Linked DNA regions of Mus musculus: region 1 is linked to region 2. A link is a loop called in an ENCODE intact Hi-C map of the cell type or tissue named here. Cell type or tissue: heart. All regions are shown on one strand. Each heading gives the region's core, and the rest is flanking DNA. Links, peaks and the distances in the headings are about the cores only.

What was found. Peaks named below come from ENCODE experiments on the same cell type or tissue, not always from the same donor. Only the 100,000 strongest peaks of a DNase experiment are listed, where the experiment ranks them.
Region 1: a loop joins it to region 2, with 2.3 times the contacts of the local background. A loop is called at or near these places in 1 of 42 quality-filtered maps.

What each region holds. Positions count from the first base shown.
Region 1 is chr11:101,445,167-101,455,000 of GRCm38, reverse strand. It overlaps Ifi35 (interferon-induced protein 35), which reads right to left and starts at 6,589. Exons shown (of 7, transcript NM_027320.4): 1 at 6,379-6,589. The coding sequence starts at 6,399. Rpl27 (ribosomal protein L27) reads right to left here. Exons shown (of 5, transcript NM_011289.3): 4 at 9,671-9,781; 5 at 9,405-9,562. The coding sequence ends at 9,514. In heart, for the core only: a CTCF peak has its summit at 4,376 (motif pointing right); DNase peaks (open chromatin) are centred at 5,820 and 6,600; H3K4me3 peaks cover 1,362 bases; H3K27ac peaks cover 1,069 bases.
Region 2 is chr11:101,728,421-101,738,254 of GRCm38, reverse strand. Dhx8 (DEAH (Asp-Glu-Ala-His) box polypeptide 8) reads right to left here and starts at 5,299. Exons shown (of 23, transcript NM_144831.2): 1 at 5,067-5,299; 2 at 4,014-4,099; 3 at 2,805-2,877; 4 at 2,361-2,446; 5 at 489-598; 6 at 1-125. The coding sequence starts at 5,214. In heart, for the core only: a CTCF peak has its summit at 5,439; a DNase peak (open chromatin) is centred at 5,314; H3K4me3 peaks cover 1,694 bases; H3K27ac peaks cover 1,989 bases.

The DNA of each region.
Region 1 (9,834 bases), core at 904-8,903, 280 kb after region 2:
GAAGAAATGAAGTCCAGAGTGGAGAAGGAATTTGCATATCCCAGCTTTCCTCTTTCCACACACCAAGCAGCCTTTCAGGCTGGTGTGCGTTGGAGCGAGTCCAAACAGAACAGCCACAGAACAGAGAGGAAGGAATACCCATGAATGCACCTTTGTTTGTGGGAGAGCGCAGACATTGGCTGGCAGAGCTCAGGAGGGCATGAGGAAACCTGATAATTAAGACTGACCCACAGAATGTCACCTTTACTTGGAATGATCCAACCTGACTCGATCTCCTCTGTATCCCTAATGTCTAGAGAAGTTTCTGGAACAAAACAGGCATCAGTAAACGTGCGACAAGTGAAGCGCGTGACAGGATAGGAGCCCCTCACAGGTGTCACTGAAGACACTCCGTGTTTGTTCTGTTTGGAGCAGAGGAAAATTAGAGCTTGAACCACATTATGTCTGCTCGGGACTGGCGAAAGGTCCCTGTTTATAGCTGTGACTCAGAGGTTACAGTGGGTTTGAGGGCCAGTAAGATGACACCAGGGAGTCAGGATCTCTGTGGGACAATGAGGAGTGGTTTTATATTTCTCCACAAAGATGTGGTTCCAATAATTTCTATTTTTTTCTTTTTAGAAATAATTTTTGTTGTTGTTTTGTTTTTGCTATTTTGTTTTAGGTTTTTGTTTGTTTGTTTGTTTGTTTTGTGGGGTTGTTTTGGGGTTTTTTGAGACAAGGTTTCTCTGTGTAGTCCTGGCTGTCCTGGCTCTCACTCTGTAGACCAAGCTGGGCTCAAACTCAGATTTTTCCCTGCCTCTGCCTCCTGAGTTCTGGAATTAAAGGTGTGTACCACACAGTTGATCTGGTGTGTGTGTGTGTGTGTGTGTGTGTGTGTGTGTGTGTGTGTGTGAGTGTGTGTGTGTATGTGCGAGCGTGCGCGCTCTCGTGTGCATGCAAAAGAGAATGTACATACACATCTGTACACAGCCACATCCACACATGTGGAAGTCTAAGAACAAGGCAGATGTCAGTTCTCCTACCTTGTTTGAGACAAGGTCTCTCAGGTGTCACCACTGTACAGACCAGGCTAGCACTGGACTTCTGCGGACTTCCCTGTCTGTAGCTACCACCTTGACATTGGAGTGCTGGTGTTATAGATGCAAGATACTATGCTCAGCTTTACTTGGGTTCTAGGGATTCAAACCCAGGCCCTCACACCTGCACTGCAGGGGCCTTGCCCACTGAGCCATGTCCCTACTATGTAACATTTTATCTTTTTAAACCTATTATTGGTCATGTACATTTTCATTTTTCTCTTTTTTTGTATTGGTGTTTTGGATACAAGGTCTCTAGATAGCCCAGCTAACCCTAAACACCAGCAACCCTCCTGCCTCAGCCTCCAGAGCATTGACTGGAATCACAGGAATGCACCATATTCCTGCCTTTCCCCTGTTAGAGAAGATGCTACAAGAGTAATCTTTGCGGGCTGGAGAGATGGCTTAGTGGTTAAGAGCACTGACTGCTCTTCCAGAGGTCCTGAGTTCGATTCCCAGCAACCACATAGTCGCTCACAACCATCTGTAATGGGGATTTGATGCCCTCTTCTGGTGTGTCTGAAGACATCAACAGTGTACTCACATATATGAAATAAATAAAAATCTTTAAAACAAACAAACAAAAAGAGTAATCCTTCTGTTCACAGTGGGATAAGCCCATTGTGAGTAGAAACCACTGTTAATCCAAAATGCACTAACATTTGAGTCCAGGATTTGGGATGATCAAAACCACGAGAACCAACACTGGAGCCAAAAAGGACCAGAACCACCCACAGCTGATTCCTTGCGCTAACGACACAACACTACTACAACAACAAGCCACTAAGAAGTTTGCTATTTGGAGCACAGTAGAGGCTGCTGCCGCCAGGACCATTTCTGAAGTAAGTGTCTTTGATGGTGTCCTGTGCTTGCCAGACTTTAGATGGAGCTCATGACTGCGTGAGCTGTTCCATTCATAGCAAAGTGGTTAGGAATCATTTTCCTGAAGCCTGGAAGGACTGAACACCTCCACCTGACTCAGATTTGCTACCAAAGCCCATGTGAAGAAAAAAAAAAAAAGCTTCCTTCATAAGAAAGAACACCAAACATCTTCTGAGAATTATTAAATTAAATTATACTTGCAAGAAATGCATTGCATAAACCAGTTGTGGTGAGCCTACAGTCCCAGCAGTAGGGAGGTTGAAGCAGGAAAACTGAATATGTGGCCAGCCTGGGTTACATATCCAGACCCTGTCCAGGTAAATAAATAGGAAGGGAAAACGGCAAGCACCACACAGAGGAAGTACTCTGAATTCACTTGCCGTGGTTTAGCCTGGCAGACATCAGCTGCCACCGGCATGACTCCGTGCCATACACAGAGATAACATCATATCACAAATGGAAAAGAGCAAAATTCAAAGAGCACTTCCCAGCTAGGTGTGGTGGAGTGCGACTTTAACCCCAGCACTGGGGAGGCAGGTGGAACTCAGAGAGTTTGAGCCCTGTCTGGTCCACACGGAGAGTTTCAAGCCAAACAAGTCTACATGGTGAGACTCTGCATCAAAAGCAAAACAAAAGTGAACAGTGAGAGAAGACACTCCCTGCTGAGTGCTGAGCTTGAACTTCTGATCGTTATGATAAATATAACTGTTAATTGCTTAATCCAAATGCTCCAGTTGCTAAACTCCTGTGATTTACTGTCCCTCCCATGCTGTCCTTCCACCCCAATCCCTGTGTTGGGGACAGAAGCAGGGACTTATGTTAAGCACATGCGCTGTCCCAGAGCTGCACCCCAGCCTACAGGGTGATTTTGTGATGCTTGACTGAGCGTCCTATCTATACCTGACACAGAACTAGGTCCTCAGGAGTCACTGATCCACTTCCCCCGCCTGCTGGATATTAGCATTAGGCTAAAATTTGGGGGTTGGGGGTGCTGCTGGTGAAATGGCTCAGTGATAAAAGCACAAGACACACAGGACTGATGACTTGAGTTTGACCCCAGATCCCATGGTGGGAGGAGAGAACTTCCGGAAAGTTGTCCTGTGACTGCACACGCTCACCATGGCGCGCGCGCGCACACACGCACACACACACACACACACACACACACGCACACACGCACACTAACAATAGTAATGAAGATTATGAAGTGATTAAAAGACATTATTGGCAGGGCTGGAGAGGTGACTCAGCAGTTCAGAGCACTGGCTGCACTTGCAGAGAACTCAGGTTTGGTTCCCACCACCCCACATGTTGGCTCATGACCATCCTTAACTTCCCTGGAGGAATCCAATACCCTCTTCTGACCTCTGAGGATTCCAGTCATGCACATGGTGCAATACATACATGGAGGCAAAACACTCATACGCACAAGATAAGATAAATAAACCTGGGTCTGGAGACATGGCTCAGCAGTAAAGAACACTGGCTGATCTTGTAGAGGTTTAAATGTAGTGAATTAAACATGAGTTTAATTCCCAGCACTCCTGGGGTGATTCACAATCATCTCCTGTAACTCCAGATCCAGGTAACCTAACACCCTCTTCTATCCTCCATAGCTACAGGGCATGCAAGGGCACGCTTCAGGCAAGACACCCATAGAATGATAAAAGATAGAAATAAATCTTTCAGAAAAGATAAGTTAATCTAAAACAAATTTATTGTTATTGTTTATTTTTTGGTTGAGACAGGGTTTCTCTGTGCAGCCCTGGCTGCCCTGGAACTCATTCTGTGTGTGTGTCACCACTGCCTGGCTCTAAAGCAATTTTTTAAAAAAAGACCAAGGGCCTGCAGAGATGGCTCCGCTGTTACAAACACTGCTGTTCTTGCAGAGGACCTATGTCAATTACCAAAATCTTTTTTGTTTTTTTGGTTTTTTTTTGGAGATTTTTTATTTTAATGCGTATGCGGGTTTTGCCTGTACGTCTGAGTACCATGTGCATATAGTACCAGAGGGGGCCAGAAGTGGGTACCAGATCCTCTAGAAATGGAATTACAGAAGGTTGTTGGGTTCCAGGTGAGTGCTAGGGATGGAACTCTGTTCTTCTGGAAGAACAATCAGTGCTGTTAACCACTGAGCCATCTCTCTAGCAGAGTTGCCAGGATTTGAAAAGGAAAAAAAGGCCTGGCAGTGGTGGCGCACGCCTTTAATCCCAGCACTCGGGAGGCAGAGGCAGGTGGATTTCTGAGTTCGAGGCCAGCCTGGTCTACAAAGTGAGTTCCAAGACAGCCAGGGCTATACAGAGAAACCCTGTCTCAAAAAATTAAAAAAATTAATTGTATATTTTTAAATTGTTTACACTTATGGGTTTTTAACTGGCATGTATGTCAGTGTACCACTGCGTGCCTGGTGCCTGGAGAGGCCAGAAGAGGGCACTGGATCCCCAGAAACTAGAAGTAGGGTTATGGATGGCCCTTAGCCAACAGGCTGGTGGTGGGAACTGAAGCCAGGTTCTCTTCAAGAGCAGCACATACTCTGGACTGCTGAGCCAACTCTCCAGGATGTGACTTTACTTTTCAAGATAGGGTCTCTCTCTCACTCACTAACCGAGAGCTGTTCAGTAGGGCTGGGTGGCTCACCAGCAAACCCCACGGCTGTGCTTGGATACAAGCATATGCCACTGTGCTATTTTCTTTAAAGATTTATTTATGTATTTTATGTATGTGAACACACTGTAGCTGTACAGATGGTTGTTGGGGATTGAATTTTAGGACCTCTGCTCACTCCGGTTAACTCTGCTTGCTCAGTCCCTGCTCACTCCAGCACAAAGCTTCATTTATTATACATAAGTACACTGTAGCTGTCTTCAGACGCACCAGAAAAGGGTGTCAGATCTCATTACCGGTGGTTGTGAGCCACCATGTGGTTGCTAGGGTTTGAACTCAGGACCCTCAGAAGAGCAGTCACTGCTCTTACCCGCTGAGCCATCTTGGCAGCCCACTGTGCTATTTTTTTTTGTTTTGTTATCTCAGTTTTTTTTTTTAATTTTTAAAAAAGATTTATTTATTTATTATATGTAAGTACGCTGTAGCTGTCTTCAAACACACCAGAAGAGGGAGTCATATCTTTTTACAGATGGTTGTGAGCCACCATGTGGTTGCTGGGATTTGAACTCAGGACCTTCGGTAGAGCAATCAGTGCTCTTAACCACTGAGCCATCTCACCAGCCTGGTTATCTCAGTTCTTAAGTACTGAATTTCTCCTCGTGCTTTTTTTTTTTTTTTTTAAAGATTTGTTTATTTTATGTATGTGAGTACACTGTTGCTTTTCTCAGGCACATCAGAAGAGGGCATCGGATCCCATTACATGTGGTTGCTGGGAATTGAACTCAGGACCTCTGGAAGAGCATTTAGTGCTCTTAACCACTGAGCCATCTCTCCAGCCCCTCTTCTCATACTCTTAAGGTAAGCAGTTTATAGACTGAGCTAGCTCTCTAGCCTTCCCTCTAGGTATCTTTGTGAAGAAGTGTAATATCCCTACATAGTAAGTGAAGGGATTAGACTGTCAACTTTAGAAAAGCTAATGTTTGGTCCAGTGCAACATGTCTGAAGAAACTAGGATCTGAAACCAGGCAGGTTGGCTCTTCAATATTGCTTTTTCCTTATTTGGCTCCAAATCGCTCCCTTTTTTTATTGTATCTGGGAGATAAATGGAAGTTTTCCGTGCCAGAAGACTAACAAGGGGAGGCAGAGCTGCTGAGGACAAGCTGCATTGGATCCCTCCTCGAAGGTGGCTGCCCACTGTGCTTCCTCCTGAGGCCTCACTGGCTGTTGGCAGGCAGACTTCACAGCTCAACCTAGCCTATCTGAGGTGGCCTCAGTCAGAGGCACTTAGAAAGACCACCTGTCCCAGAGAGGACCAATGGTCAGGTTGACATGGCATTCTGAGGGGAGGAGTTTTTGGCTGGGAAGTACCTCAGAGTATTCCCTTTGCTGTTTAGAATAGCCAGAAACCTTTGATGCTTACAGCTCTCTACAACCCTGAAGCATACATCCACATAAAGAAAGATCAAGGCCGGGCAGTGGTGGCGCACACCTTTAATCCCAGCACTTGGGAGGCACAGGCAGGCAGATTTCTGAGTTCGAGGCCAGCCTGGTCTCCAGAGTGAGTTCCAGGACAGCCAGGGCTAAACAGAGAAACCCCGTCTCGAAAAACCAAAAAGAATGATCAAGGTCCTTACTTTAGGTGTCAGAGTCCTGGTTTTGACAATAGGTAAATGACAAGATCCACAGACCAAGGTACCCTAAGCGCTCTACTTCTCTTCCACCCTTAGCAGGCTTGAGCCGAGCAGGTCTAAGCCTAGAACACTGTGTTCCCGCCCCTCCCCACATGCGACAAATGCTCCCCTGCTCCCGTACTTACAGTTTGCAGGGTCACAGACATGGCTCTCACGTCTGGCAGAAGCTGGGGCTTCAGAGCAGGGTTGGCAGTGAAGAGTTCTGAAGGACTAAACTCTTTGACCCCTCAGAGGTGGCTCTGGTCTCCTCAGCCTCCAGCAGCGTCTGAAACACACTTCCACTGCTGTTGCTTGCTTGCCGGCCTCACTTCCACTTTCATTTCTGTGAATTCTGCTTCTGAGCATACAGCCCCACCCTTGGGCGGAGCCTTCCAAGTCATCAAATCTAACTACCCAGTCAGGCATGTGCTCCTGGGACCGCAAAGGGAAGACTTTCCCAGGCAGCCAGTTCTAGCATAAACCATGGTAGGATTTTTAAGACTTCCAGACAGACAGGCTCTCAGTACTGCAGCTCTAGCTGGCTTCACACCCTTGAGATCTGTCTGCTTTTGCCTCCAAAAAGCTGTGATTAAAGAACTGTGAGTCACCCTGGAGGCAGAGGCAGGCGGATTTCTGAGTTCGAGGCCAACCTGGTCTACAAAGTGAGTTCCAGGACAGCCAGGGCTATGCAGAGAAACTGTCTCCAAAAAACCAAAAAAAAAAAACAAAACAAAAAAAACCTGTGAGTCAAGTGGCGGCGGCACATCTTTGATGCCAGCGTTCAAAGAGGCAGGTGGATCTCTGTGACCAGTCAAGCCTAGTCTACAGAGTGATTTTTCAGGGCAGCCACAGGTACACAGAGAAATCCTACCTCCAAAACCCAAAATATAAAGGGTTCAGCTGTTGAGTACCAGAGGACCCAGGTTCAACTCCCAGTATCCACATGGCTATTGGTAACCTTTTTCTTTTAAAAAAGATTTATTTATTATGTGTAAGTACACTGTAGCTGTCATCAGACACTCCAGACCAGGGAGTCAGATCACATTGCAGATGGTTTCGAGTCACCACGTGGTTGCTGGGAATTGTACTCAGGACCTTCGGAAGAGCAGTCAGTGCTTTTTGTTGGTTTTATTGTTTCCGAGACAGGGGTTTTATCTGTGTAGCCTTGGCTGTCCTGTAACCATGCTGTCTTGTAGACCAGGCTGGCCTGGAACTCCGAAACTCGCCTGCCTCTGCCTCCCAAGTGCTGGGATTAATGGCGTTGAGCCACCACTGTCTGGCGCAGTCAGTGCTTTTATCCACTGAGCCATCTCACCAGCCCAACTAAAAAGCCCTTTTATTTATTTATTTATTTATTTTTTATTTATTTTTTTTTTTTTAAGATTTATTTATTATTTATTATATGTAAGTACACTGTAGCTGTCTTCAGACACACCAGAAGAGGGCATCAGATCTCATTAAGGATGGTTGTGAGCCACCATGTGGTTGCTGGGATTTGAACTCTGGACCTTTGGAAGAGCAGTCGGGTGCTCTTACCCACTGAGCCATCTCACCAGCCCCCTTTTATTTATATGAGCACTCAGTAGCCGTCCTCAGAAACACACCAGAGTTGTGAATCAGATTCTAATTACAGATAGTTGTGAGCCACCATGTGGTTGCTGGGATTTGAACTCAGAGCCTCTGAAAGAAGTCAGTGCTTTTTTTTTTTTTTTTTTTCGAGACAGGGTTTCTCTGTATAGGCCTGGCTGCCCTGAAACTCACTTTGTAGACCAGGCTGGCCTCGGACTCAGAAATCCGCCTGCCTCTGCCTCCCGAGTGCTGGGATTAAAGACGTGCGCCACCTTGCCTGGCTAAGTGCAGAGTTCTGAACTGTTGAACCACCAGTGTCTCCAGCCTCAGGATTTCTTTTTTTTTTTTAAAGATTTATTTATTATTATTTGTAAGTACACTGTAGCTGTCTTCAGACACACCAGAAGAGGGAGTCAGATCTTGTTACGGATGGTTGTGAGCCACCATGTGGTTGCTGGGATTTCAACTCTGGACCTTCGTAAGAGCAGTCGGGTGCTCTTACCCACTGAGCCATCTCACCAGCCCCCAGGATTTCTCTTAATGAATCTTTCACTGAGTCATTTAGCACTGACAAGACAGAAAGTACCCTGGACAAAACTCCTTAACCCTGCACTAGCCAGCACCTGAAGTTGTTCCCTTATGCTTCAGAGATGGTGCCACAATGCAACACTGGCTGGCCTCAGCCTCAGAGATCCACCTGCCTGCCTGAGTACCATCCACATACTTGTATTTTCTGAATGTGTCCATGTGGTAAGGGGTGGGAGTGGCTTCACAGCAAGGTTTCACTATCACCCTGGCTGTCTGAAACCTATCATATAGACTGGCTCTGTCTACCAACTGCAGTAGACCAGGCTGGTTGCAAACTCCCTGCTTCTGAGGACACTTGTGTTTCTCATTGAAAATGCCAGGAACATAAACGCAAGAAACTCAAGAACGAAGACCAAAGTGTGGACACTGTGCCTTCTTAGAATTGGGAACAAAACACCCATGGAAGGAGTTACAGAGACACAGTTTGGAGCTGTGACGAAAGGATAGACCATCTAGAGACTGCCATATCCAGGGATCCATCCCATAATCAGCTTCCAAACGCTGACACCATTGCATACACTAGCAAGATTTTGCTGAAAGGACCCAGATATAGCTGTCTCTTGTGAGACTATGCCGGGGCCTAGCAAACACAGAAGTGGATGCTCACAGTCAGCTACTGGATGGATCACAGGGCCCCCAATGGAGGAGCTAGAGAAAGTATCCAAGGAGCTAAAGGGAACTGCAACCCTATAGGTGGAACAACATTATGAACTAACCAGTACCCCGGAGCTCTTGATTCTAGCTGCATATGTATCAAAAGATGGCCTAGTCGGCCATCACTGGAAAGAGAGGCCCATTGGACTTGCAAACTTTATATGCCCCAGAATAGGGGAATGCCAGGGCCAAAAAGTGGGGGTCGGTGGGAGGGTATGGGGGACTTTTGGGATAGCATTGGAAATGTAAATGAGGAAAATACCTAATTAAAAAAAAATGCCAGGAACAGCTAGCTCATGGGCAAATGTTCACTTTCCTCTAGGAGGCCGTCAAGCCATCAGATGGTTACCAAGCCCAGGTTCACAACAGCACACCTGTTTTATTTCCCCAGTCTCTTCCCACACAAATGCAATAGGCAGACACTTGTATTTTTTTTTTTTTAATTTTTAATGACCAAAACAAAAATATACCTAAAAGCGAAGCTTCTGGAAAAACCATTTGTTCTTCCCTGTCTTGTATCTAGAAAGGAAAAAAATAAACAAATGACACACAGGAAAAAGTAAACAGGAAAACAAATTCTTTGACAGGAAGCAGTAACTGTATTCAAGGAACACGGGACCCACTTACCGCTCCTCAAACTTGACCTTGGCCTCCCGCCTGGCCTTGCGCTTCAAAGCTGGGTCCCTGAACACATCCTTGTTGACAACAGTCTTGTCCAAGGGGATATCCACAGAGTACCTGGGTTAACAGTGCAGAGGCAAGATCAGCTAGGGATACCAGGAAGGCAATTA
Region 2 (9,834 bases), core at 805-8,804:
GATCTCTATCTCGTTCTCGGTCCTTGTCACGGTCCCTGTCCCGGTCCCGGTCCCGGTCCCGGTCTCGGTCTCGGTCTCGATCTCGGTCTCGGCTCCGACTCCTCTTCTTCTTCTTTGTCCTGTCCCTAATAAATCAACAAGGACCTGTTTGAAAAAAATAAACCAACCCAACTTCACCTCTAAATCCCCAAGCACCCAGGACAGTGTCACTCCGTATGAGCTAGGAACCTCTAACTTCTTAACTGGACCACAATCCCCACAGGCCAGTAATGACATAGATGTAGTTGGTCTCCGTCAGCTCTGATTTCTATCTTCTGTACACCATAGCATTTCTGGTATAAATACCTTTAGCATGGAGCAATGAAGTCCAACCTAGACACAGCCTGTTAAGAGTCTACACACTTTCTCCACAATTTGCTTTACTGGTCCACAAATTCCAACTGTCATAGTATACCACACGTGAAGACGAACAGGACATAAGGACAAACCTGTGCTCAGGGTCTCTTTGTTTCTCTTGGCCTGCTGCGCTGGGCATTAAAGCTTCCAGCTCTTTCAAGACGTCCACAGCGACTTTCACATCTTCCTCATCCAACATGGTCTATAGGGTCAGAGGACAGCAAAGTAATGAAAAGGAGAAAAAAAAAAAAAAAACCCTACCCACCTTCTACATCACTAGCCTGCAGAAGTCAGTTCCCTCCTTCCAACATGATGTGGGTCCTGGGTACCAAACTCAGGTTGTCAGGCATGCTGGCAAGCACCTTTACCCACTGAGCCATCACCCCGGCTCCAGATGTGAAAACTTTTAAAAAGCAACACTCTGTGCTTTCCTTTCCTGTCCAATACATTCTATAGTTTTTACTGCTATCCACTGCGACACAGACTATAGGCCCTCTGTATTGACAAGGTCTATATCCTAGATTCAGACAACTGCATGTTTACAGGTTTCCTTGACTGCCTAAGCAATATGGCCTAGGCTGCTACTTTTACATGGTGCTTACACTGTACTGGGAAATCTAGAAATGATGTAAAGTGTGTGAAACGATGCATGTGTGCTACATGCAAATTTTATACTCCTCTTGTCTGAGGAACTTGAGCATCAGATCTTGGTACCTGTGGGTTCTGGAACCAACCCCCTGTAAATACCAGAGTATACTGGTACCCATTTGTTTACTGCCCATTTCTCTCTCCCACTAAGCAGGCTATTAATTTCCTACTCTCCATCCAAAAATAGCATGTAATCTGCAAAAAGACAGAAAACCTTATCTGCTCTCTTTACTGTTACTTGGTTGGTACACAGCAAGTATGATCAGCCAGCTTGCCTCCATCTTGGACTTGAGAGCCATCTTACAATAAAGGCAAACTAGGTTCATTCCTATTTATGATTAAATCTGTTTCTCAAGGATTGGAGTATGTCCCACTGGCAACCTTTATTACAAATGGTTCTGTAACTGCCTGTTCCAGGAATGGCAATCATGTCTGTTTCAGAAAGTTGTTGTGACCATCTTGCAACTCTACCTTTGTTTCAAAAGGTTACTATTATAACCACCTGTTGTTATGACACCTTGTTACATTCTAACCCTGCCTATTTGCCTGCCAAATCCCCCATTTGAAAATCGCCTACCCCTGAGCTAGAAAAACTTTGTCTTCCCCATGCCCAATGCTGACTTCTTGAGCCCTACCTTAGGAAGAGGCAGCCTATATACACGAAAAAAGCTTGCTTTAATTAACTGCTTGCTTTATTTAACTTGATCATGATTTGGGTTGGTGGGTTTTCTCATCCGATCTTTGGGATTAACAAGTACTCAGTAAACTCTAAGGTTTTGTTATTTTTTTTTCCTTTCTATGCAACCCTGGTTATCCTAGAACTCAACATATAAACCAGGCTGGCCTTGGACTCACAGAGGTCCCTTGTTTCTGTCTCCTAAATGCTGGAATTAAACAAATTCACCAACATAGCTATCCTAAAATGACATCTTTTAAACATACCATTGTTTCCCCAAGTCCCCAAGCCTTTGAATATTAATCTCTGGACCCTTTCATATTCTTTTTTTTTTTTTTTTAGATTTATTCATTATATGTAGGTACACTGTAGCTGTCTTCAGACACACCAGAAGATGCATCAGATCCCAGTACAGATGGCTGTGAGCCACCATGTGGTTGTTGGGATTTGAACTCAGGACCTCTGGAAGAGCAGTCAGTGCTCTTAACCACTGAGCCATCTCTCTAGCCCCCCTTTCATACTCTTGCTCGGAAAAACATCACACAACAGACACCAAGTTAAAATCCAGACAATGGCTAGGGAGAAGAAAAGGGACAGAGGACAGGCACTTGGGCAGACACTCCCCACACGGCCCCCGTACCCGAGCTGAAGGGTTGTCCGGCTGGCAGAGGACGGGGAAGAGTTCCCTCAGCTTTTCTTTTTCGGTTTTGGGTTTAACAACCGGATCTGAGTTCATTAAGGAGCAGGGATAAGAAAGAGACAGATATATTTAATATTACTAGTGAATGCAATAACTTCAACATTAGATTTGTATCAAATGCAAAAAACAAACAACATTTTACTACATATATCACATACGTACTAGAAAATTTAGCTTGATTGTCTAAATCCATTAACTTCGAAAGCCTCACCAAGCAGTGTGCTGGTGAAGGAGGGGAGGGAGACTATCAGCCCTCATTTGAATGTCTCAGAATTCGATTAGAGCATTCTCTTGCTTAGCAACAGCTGAGAGCAAAGTGCAGTTCACAGGGATGCCACCACCCAGCCCCTTCTGGAGGCTCTGCTCAGCTGGAGCCCTCCTTACCTTTACTGGTAGAAGGCTTTGCAGGAGGCCGCATGGTCTGTATGAGACGCAGGAGGTTGCTAATAAGAGAATCCTACAAAGAAAAGAAGCACAGACATAGCACGTCAGCCTCTGGATCTGGCTCAATATTACAATAGGATATGCTGTAGGGAAGTGTGCTTATGCCCTCAATGTGTGCTGACTAGACAAGAAAGCACAGAATGTCAGCCTGGGACAGCAGGAAGCTAAGTTAGACCAGAGGTTCTCAGCCTGTGGGTCACAACCCTTTTAGGAGTCACCTAAGACCATCAAAAAACACAGATATTTACATTATGAGTCATAACAGTAGCAAAATTAGTTATGAGGAAGTAACAAAACATAAATGTATAGTTGGGAGGCACCACAACATGAGGAACTGTATTAAAAGGTTGCAGCATTAGAAGGCTGCAGACCACTGGCTTGGACGATACCCAGAGACCATTTCTTCCCATCTTTTAAAATTGTCTCCAAACCCTAGACTATTATTGCTCCTGACGTCATTTTTCATTTGTTTGTTGGTTTTTTGAGACATGATTTCTCTTGTGTAGCCCTGGCTGTCCTGGAACTCACTCTGTAGACCAAGCTGGCCTCAAACTTAGAAATCTGCCTGCCTCTGCCTCCCAAGTGCTGGGATTAAAGGTGTGGGCCACAACTGCCCGGCTTGTCCCTGACGTCCTGATTCACAGAACAAGAATGTCAACATCAGGGGCTGGAGAGATGGCTCAGGGGTTAAGAGCACCAAATGCCCTTCCAGAGGTCCCGAGTTCAATTCCCAGCAACAACACATGGTGGCTCATAACCATCTGTAATGGGATCTGATGCCCTCTTATGGTGAGTGTCTGAAGACAGCTACAGTGTACTCACATAAATAAGATAAATAAATCTTTAAAAAATGTAAGTGAAGAAAATATCTAATAAAAAATTAAAAACAAACAAACCAACAACAACAACAAAAGAATGTCAGCATCCTCAGACTTACTGCCGGAAGTCCTGCGGCATTCTCCTAGGACAGTGGGGAAGGAATCTGGCTCCCTGGCCAGCAACGCAACTTTACACATTTGATGGCTTATTTACTTGATATGCACAAATCGCTCCTTCCTACTTAAAAATCCTTTAGTGCGATCAAAATTTAAATTCAGTAGCAACACCAAAGAAACAAAAAGGAAACAAAGAATCTTCAGATATACATACTGTGAATTCTGCACCATTTTTGACCAGAGAAGCCTTAAAAGTATCAAAGGTAGTATTTTTCTCAGCAAGACTGATGACAAATTCAGCTGTTAAAAAAAAAAAAAGGAATTATAAATGGACTCAGATAATAATTAAATTATAAAAGAACTCAGGAATCCGCCTGCCTCTGCCTCTCAAGTGCTGGGATTAAAGGCGTGCGCCACCACTGCCCGGCTTTGTCGTCGTTTTTTGTGACGGGTCATACCCTGATACATACCATGCCCAAGCTACCCTCAGATTATCTACGTGTGACTTTGGAATTACTAATCATTCTGCCCTCACATCCCAAGCCTGAGATCCTAGGCGCCTGCCTGGCTGTCATTTACTTTTGAGGACATTCTGAAAAAGCCCAACACCACCCAACCCTGTACCTATCAAACGGAAGTGTTCCCCTCATGCTTCTAATTCACATACTCGGCCTCTCATTTTCACAAGGGCTCCGGCTATGCATATAATTACGATCTGGGCCCCGAGCCTTTCTTATTTTCTCTCTGGGTCCCCTAGTCACAGTTTGCCCTTAAACATCTAATGACTAGTATGTGAGAGATAAGAAGATGTAACTAATTTAAGAGCACGGCTCAAAGCACAAGCTCGAAGTAGATGCTGACTACTGCCTGACTGTGCGAAGACCAAACAAGATAATGTAGATGAAGAGCTACCCATAATATCTTGTGAGCTTCTAAAAATTACTGGCCGTAATTACAACCATCATCTTCGCGGGGGCTGCTGCTGCTGCTATTGTTAAAGCTATTTCGCCCCCCAGAACTGAAAAACAACAATCGAGCAGAAATTGCTGCCCCAGCCTTCACCGGCAGCTCACAGAAATGGTTTCTAATAGCTCGGACCGGATGGTTCTCAAGCAGAGGCCACCGCCACAGGTTCCCGGAGCCCAAGTCACGATGACACACACACAGACACAGACAGACAGACACACACACACACACCATCAACCGCTTCTCTCCTGCCTCCCTCACCCCCAAAATCAAAAGCCATCGGGACCTTCCTCCAGCTCACCCAGATCCTTGTCGTTGATGCCCAAGTGATTGTCCAGCTCCGTGCAAACCTTCGACACCAAAGACAGGTACTCAAGTTTAGCGAGTTCTTCCGCCGGGCCGGGCTCCGAGCCCATTAGGACCCCGGCGGCGGCCACGGCTACAGCCATGGCTACAACTTCCCTTTGGTCTCCTTCCGGCCGGCCAGAACGCGAAGCCACAGCTTCCACTTCCGGGTCGGCGCTCGTCTCTTTTGTTTACAGGGACGTCAAGTAAAGTTAACCGTCTTTGTAAGGATCAGCGAGATCTGGCAGGAAGTTCCCACAGACGGGCCAGACGCACTGAGTTACGCTGTTCGTTCAGTGGCGGCCTCTAGCGGGGGGGAAGACTCCACCCGCCTTTAGGTTTTTTTAAGGATCAATCTCAGCGCGCCTCTGTGATCCGTCAGCAGAGGGCGACCGTGGCCTGCGCGACTGAACAGCGCCTCGGAAAAGCAAGTTGGCTTGTCCTTGATCAGCTCAGTTCCTGACCTCATGGCAAGTGATCTCAAGTGACCTTACACCAGCAGACGCTAGATTCTGGCTGCTTATCTGTAAACTCGGATAATACGGTCTAAATGAAATAGATATGCAAAGTGGCTGAGCCACAGTAGGCACACTGAAAATATTAGTTGCTGTTATAACCCCCCCAAACTGCGAGTGGTCCAGCAAAGCTTATCTCAAGCATTCCTGTTGCCAAAACCCTCAGTCCTCTTAAAATCTGCTTCTCTAAATGTCAGCTGTGTTGTGAACCTGAGGTCATAAATTCAGGTGTCCCAACTTTTACTTTTCCCTTTGGCAGAACCTTGCAATGAAGATGAAGGGTTTCCCATGTCTTAGTATTCTGTGTAAAAAACAAGAAAATACTTCCTCTAAGGTGAGTAGCCCTCCCATCAGTCAAAAGACAGAAAATGAGCCCCCTCTGCTACTGTTGGCTGACTCTGTTGCACTACTGTGTCTTTGAATTATTGGGAACACTTCAGTGATAACGAGTTGCAGGGAAGCTGGGCAGGCTGGTGCTCTCCTTTAATTGAAGCACTCGGAGGGCAGAAACAAGCTGTTCTCTGAGACTGAAGTCAGCCAAAGTTACACAGTGAGAACCTCTCTCAAAATTGCAGGCAAAGGACTATCACAGTAGTTCCGTGTTTCCAGGTTCCCAAGGATTTAGTACATTGCCATCTGAGTTCCTGATGCCCTTCCCTTCCTTATAACTTACTTGTTTTTATTTCCTATACATGGTTTTGCCTGCATTCATGTCTGTGTAAGGATGTCAGATCCCCTGGAACTGGAGTAACAGATAGTTGTGAGCTTCGGTGTGAGTGCTGGAAATTGAACCCAGATCCTCTGGAAGAGTGACCAGTGCTCAGAACCATGAGCCATTTCTCCAGGACTCACTCCTTCCTTCCTTCCTTCCTTCCTTCCTTCCTTCCTTCCTTCCTTCCTTCCTTTCTCCGTGAACAGAATGAGAAAGTCTGCCCTTGATGCTGCTTGCTTATCTGCCAGTATGGAGTTAGGTTTCAGGAGTTAATTCCACTTGACCCTTCTTTCTCTACATCTCCTTGCTACTAAAACTTCATATTTCTATCCAGCTGCACTTTTAACACTTAACAAGAAGAAAGGACAAAGAGATTGGGAGCTGTTTTTTAAAGCTCTATCAGAAAAGACTCTAAATTGGACATGGCTGCACTCGATTTTAATCCCAGTACTTGGGAGCTAGAGGCAGGCAGATCTCTGTGAGTCCTAGGCTAACCTGGTCAACATAGTGAGTTCTGGGACAGCTAAAGCTAAATGAAAAGACTAATATCCCAGGTGTAAATCATGCCTGGTAAATCCCAGCACTTCTCAGGAGACAGAAAGTCAGCCTTAGTAACTACATGGTGAGTTTGAGGCCAGCCTGAGCTACCTAGCAAGAAAGACCCTATTAACAACCACACAAAAACGCTATAGAATCATAACATGTAGTCATGGTAACAACTTTCAGAATTGTTTGAGAATTGCTGTGTGTATGTCTCAAGAGTAAACATGAACAGGACACTGTAGCCACCCGCGGCCACACGAACTGGGGGAGGCTTACAGGACAGTGTGTTACATTTTATCTTCTTTTGAGTACTGGGGTTGTAGCTTGTTTGGTAGAGTGCTTGGTTAGCATGCAGGGAGCACTGGGTTCAAACCCCCCCCCCAAACTATGTAAAAAGCAGATAAGGAAGAGCTGAAGAGATGCCTCAGTGATTTGGGGGTGCTGACTGCTCTTCCAGAGGACCTGGGTTCAATTTTCAGCACCCACATGACAGCTCACAACTGTAACTTCAGTTCCAGGAGATCTGACACCCTTTCTGGACTCCATAGGCATTGCATTCACATGGTGCACAGACATCATGCAGGCAAAAGACTCATACACCTAAAATAAAGATAATAAATCTTTTTTAAAAATAATAGGAAGAGGCAGGCGGATCTCTTAGGTCAAGGCCAGCCTGGACTACAGAATGAGTTTCAGGACAGCCAGAGCTACACAGAGAAACCCTGTCTCAAACCCCAACCTCCCCTCAAAAAATAAATTATTTCCAGGCCAATAAAACGGATCAGTAGGTCAAAGTGGGTTCAGATCCCCAGACCCCCATGTGTAAAAGAGCTGACCCCTGCAGGCTGTTCCTCTGACCTTCGCTCACCATGACATGTACACACCCACACCCATAAATGCAATGTGTTTACTATATTATAATAAATAGAGCAAACAGGTATTCCTGTGGCCAGAGAGAGGACGGCTCAAGAGCACTCGCTGCTCTTGTAGGATATGGGTTCGATTCCCAGCACCCACTAAGGTGGCTCACAAATGCCTGTAACTCCAGTTTTCTTTTGTTAAGATTTATTTATTTATTTTATGCATATGAGTACATCACCATCGCTCCCTTCAAACACACCAGAAGAGGGCATCGGATCCCATTACAGATGGTTGTGAGCCACCATGTGGTTGCTGGGATTTGAACTCAGGACCTCTGGAAGAGCAGTCAGTGCCCTTACTTGCTGAACCATCTCTCCAGCCCCGTAACTCCAGTTTTGAGGGATCTGAAAGGCCTTTGGCTTTTTCTACAGGTCTGAAACCGAGCCACTGAGAGAAACACCCGTGTTCTAGAAGGCAAAAATCAGAATTACTTAGCTTCCAAATGTGTGACTATAACCCAACGGTCATTGTCTTTAAGGCAGGAAGCTTCAGAAAAAATGGCCTGACCCCCACTAGCGAGCCTTTGAGATAGCCTAAAGTCCAAGAATGACCTGAGTCCTTCTGTCTAGGAACTCACGGGGAGAGACTGACTCCCAGGACTGAGCTGTTTTTCCCTTAAACTCTTTTCCCAACCTATTTATCAGATTCGTATTGAACATCTACTTTGTTTCTAGGCACTGTGGTGGGTCTGGATAGGATCGTGAGGGAACCCAAAGGACAGTGGAAAACATCAAAAGAGAAGCAGAATGTTCTAAATGCCATACTTGGCCAAGGGAGCTTTCTGCAGAGCTGTGTTTATAACACAAGTCTGTCTGCTGCCTAAACAGGAAAGCAGGTGATTGGAAGGCAGGAAAACATGAACCAGGTCTGTTCCCTGTCTTCTGAGGGCAGCTGGAGCAAGAGAGGGAGCGGCAGATCCTAGCCAGAACCATTTATCCTGTTGAAATCCATTGTTTGTTTGTCTTATCTTCCAATGGCCAGGCTCGGCCTCGATTTTGCACAAAACATTCCTGACCTAAAATTCTCTCTGTCCTTAGGCCATCAACCTGCCATCAATAATAACAGATGCTCTGGGCTCTAAATCTGCCCAGGCTTTGGAGTATTAAGCAAAAAAAGCATTCCTCCTCAGCAGGCCTTCTCTTCTGTTTATTAGCCCCTAGTCCCATCTTGGTTGTGTTTAAAATGTCAGGCAACAAACAAAAACCCCCCAAAACCCAGACACTATGATGTGGACTCGAGAAACTGGTTGAGTTTGCATGTTTTTTCTCACATGTGAATGCCTTTAATCCCAGCATTCAGGAGGCTAAGGCTGCTGGATCTTTGTGAGTTCAAAGACAGCCCGGGTAAACCAGGGGTATTTAGTGAGACTCTGCCTTAATAAAAACAAACAATATAGTTCATAGGCATATGTAGGACATTAAAGGAAAAGGAAGACGGTGAGAGTGAAGGGAGAGATTTGAAGTCCCTCTGAGAAACTACGGCATGTGACATACCTGGTATAAAGGTTTATGTGGGAGAAGGGGAGGAAGAGACAGGGTATTGGCAGACAGATGGAAGCAGAGCCATGAGGGCAGAGAAGGGGGTACAGAGAAGGACAGAAAGAGGGAAAGGGAAAAAAGAAAGACCAACCAGGGACACATGGAAATAGAGAAAAAGAGAGAACCTGGGTGGTGAGCGCGGTCCTTTAATTCGCTGCACCTGCCCATGGCAGGTAATGGCAGCAGATAAGCCTTTGCCAGATCCCTGGGAGGAGCCTATCGGAATCTCCAGTAAGCTAACTGTTACAGTGAAAACCTCTTGCATGCTAACCAAAAATGTAAGAGAAGGCTGGTGGAATGGCTCAGTGGGTAAAGGCACACACACACACACACACACACACACACACACACACACACACATTACTGTAAAGAAAAAAGTAATAAGAGGGAGAGTATAGGGTTAAAAAGAGACAGAGGGCTGGAGCGATGGCTTAGTGGGTAAGAGCACTGACTGCTCTTCCAGAGGTCCTGAGTTCAAATCCCAGCAACCACATG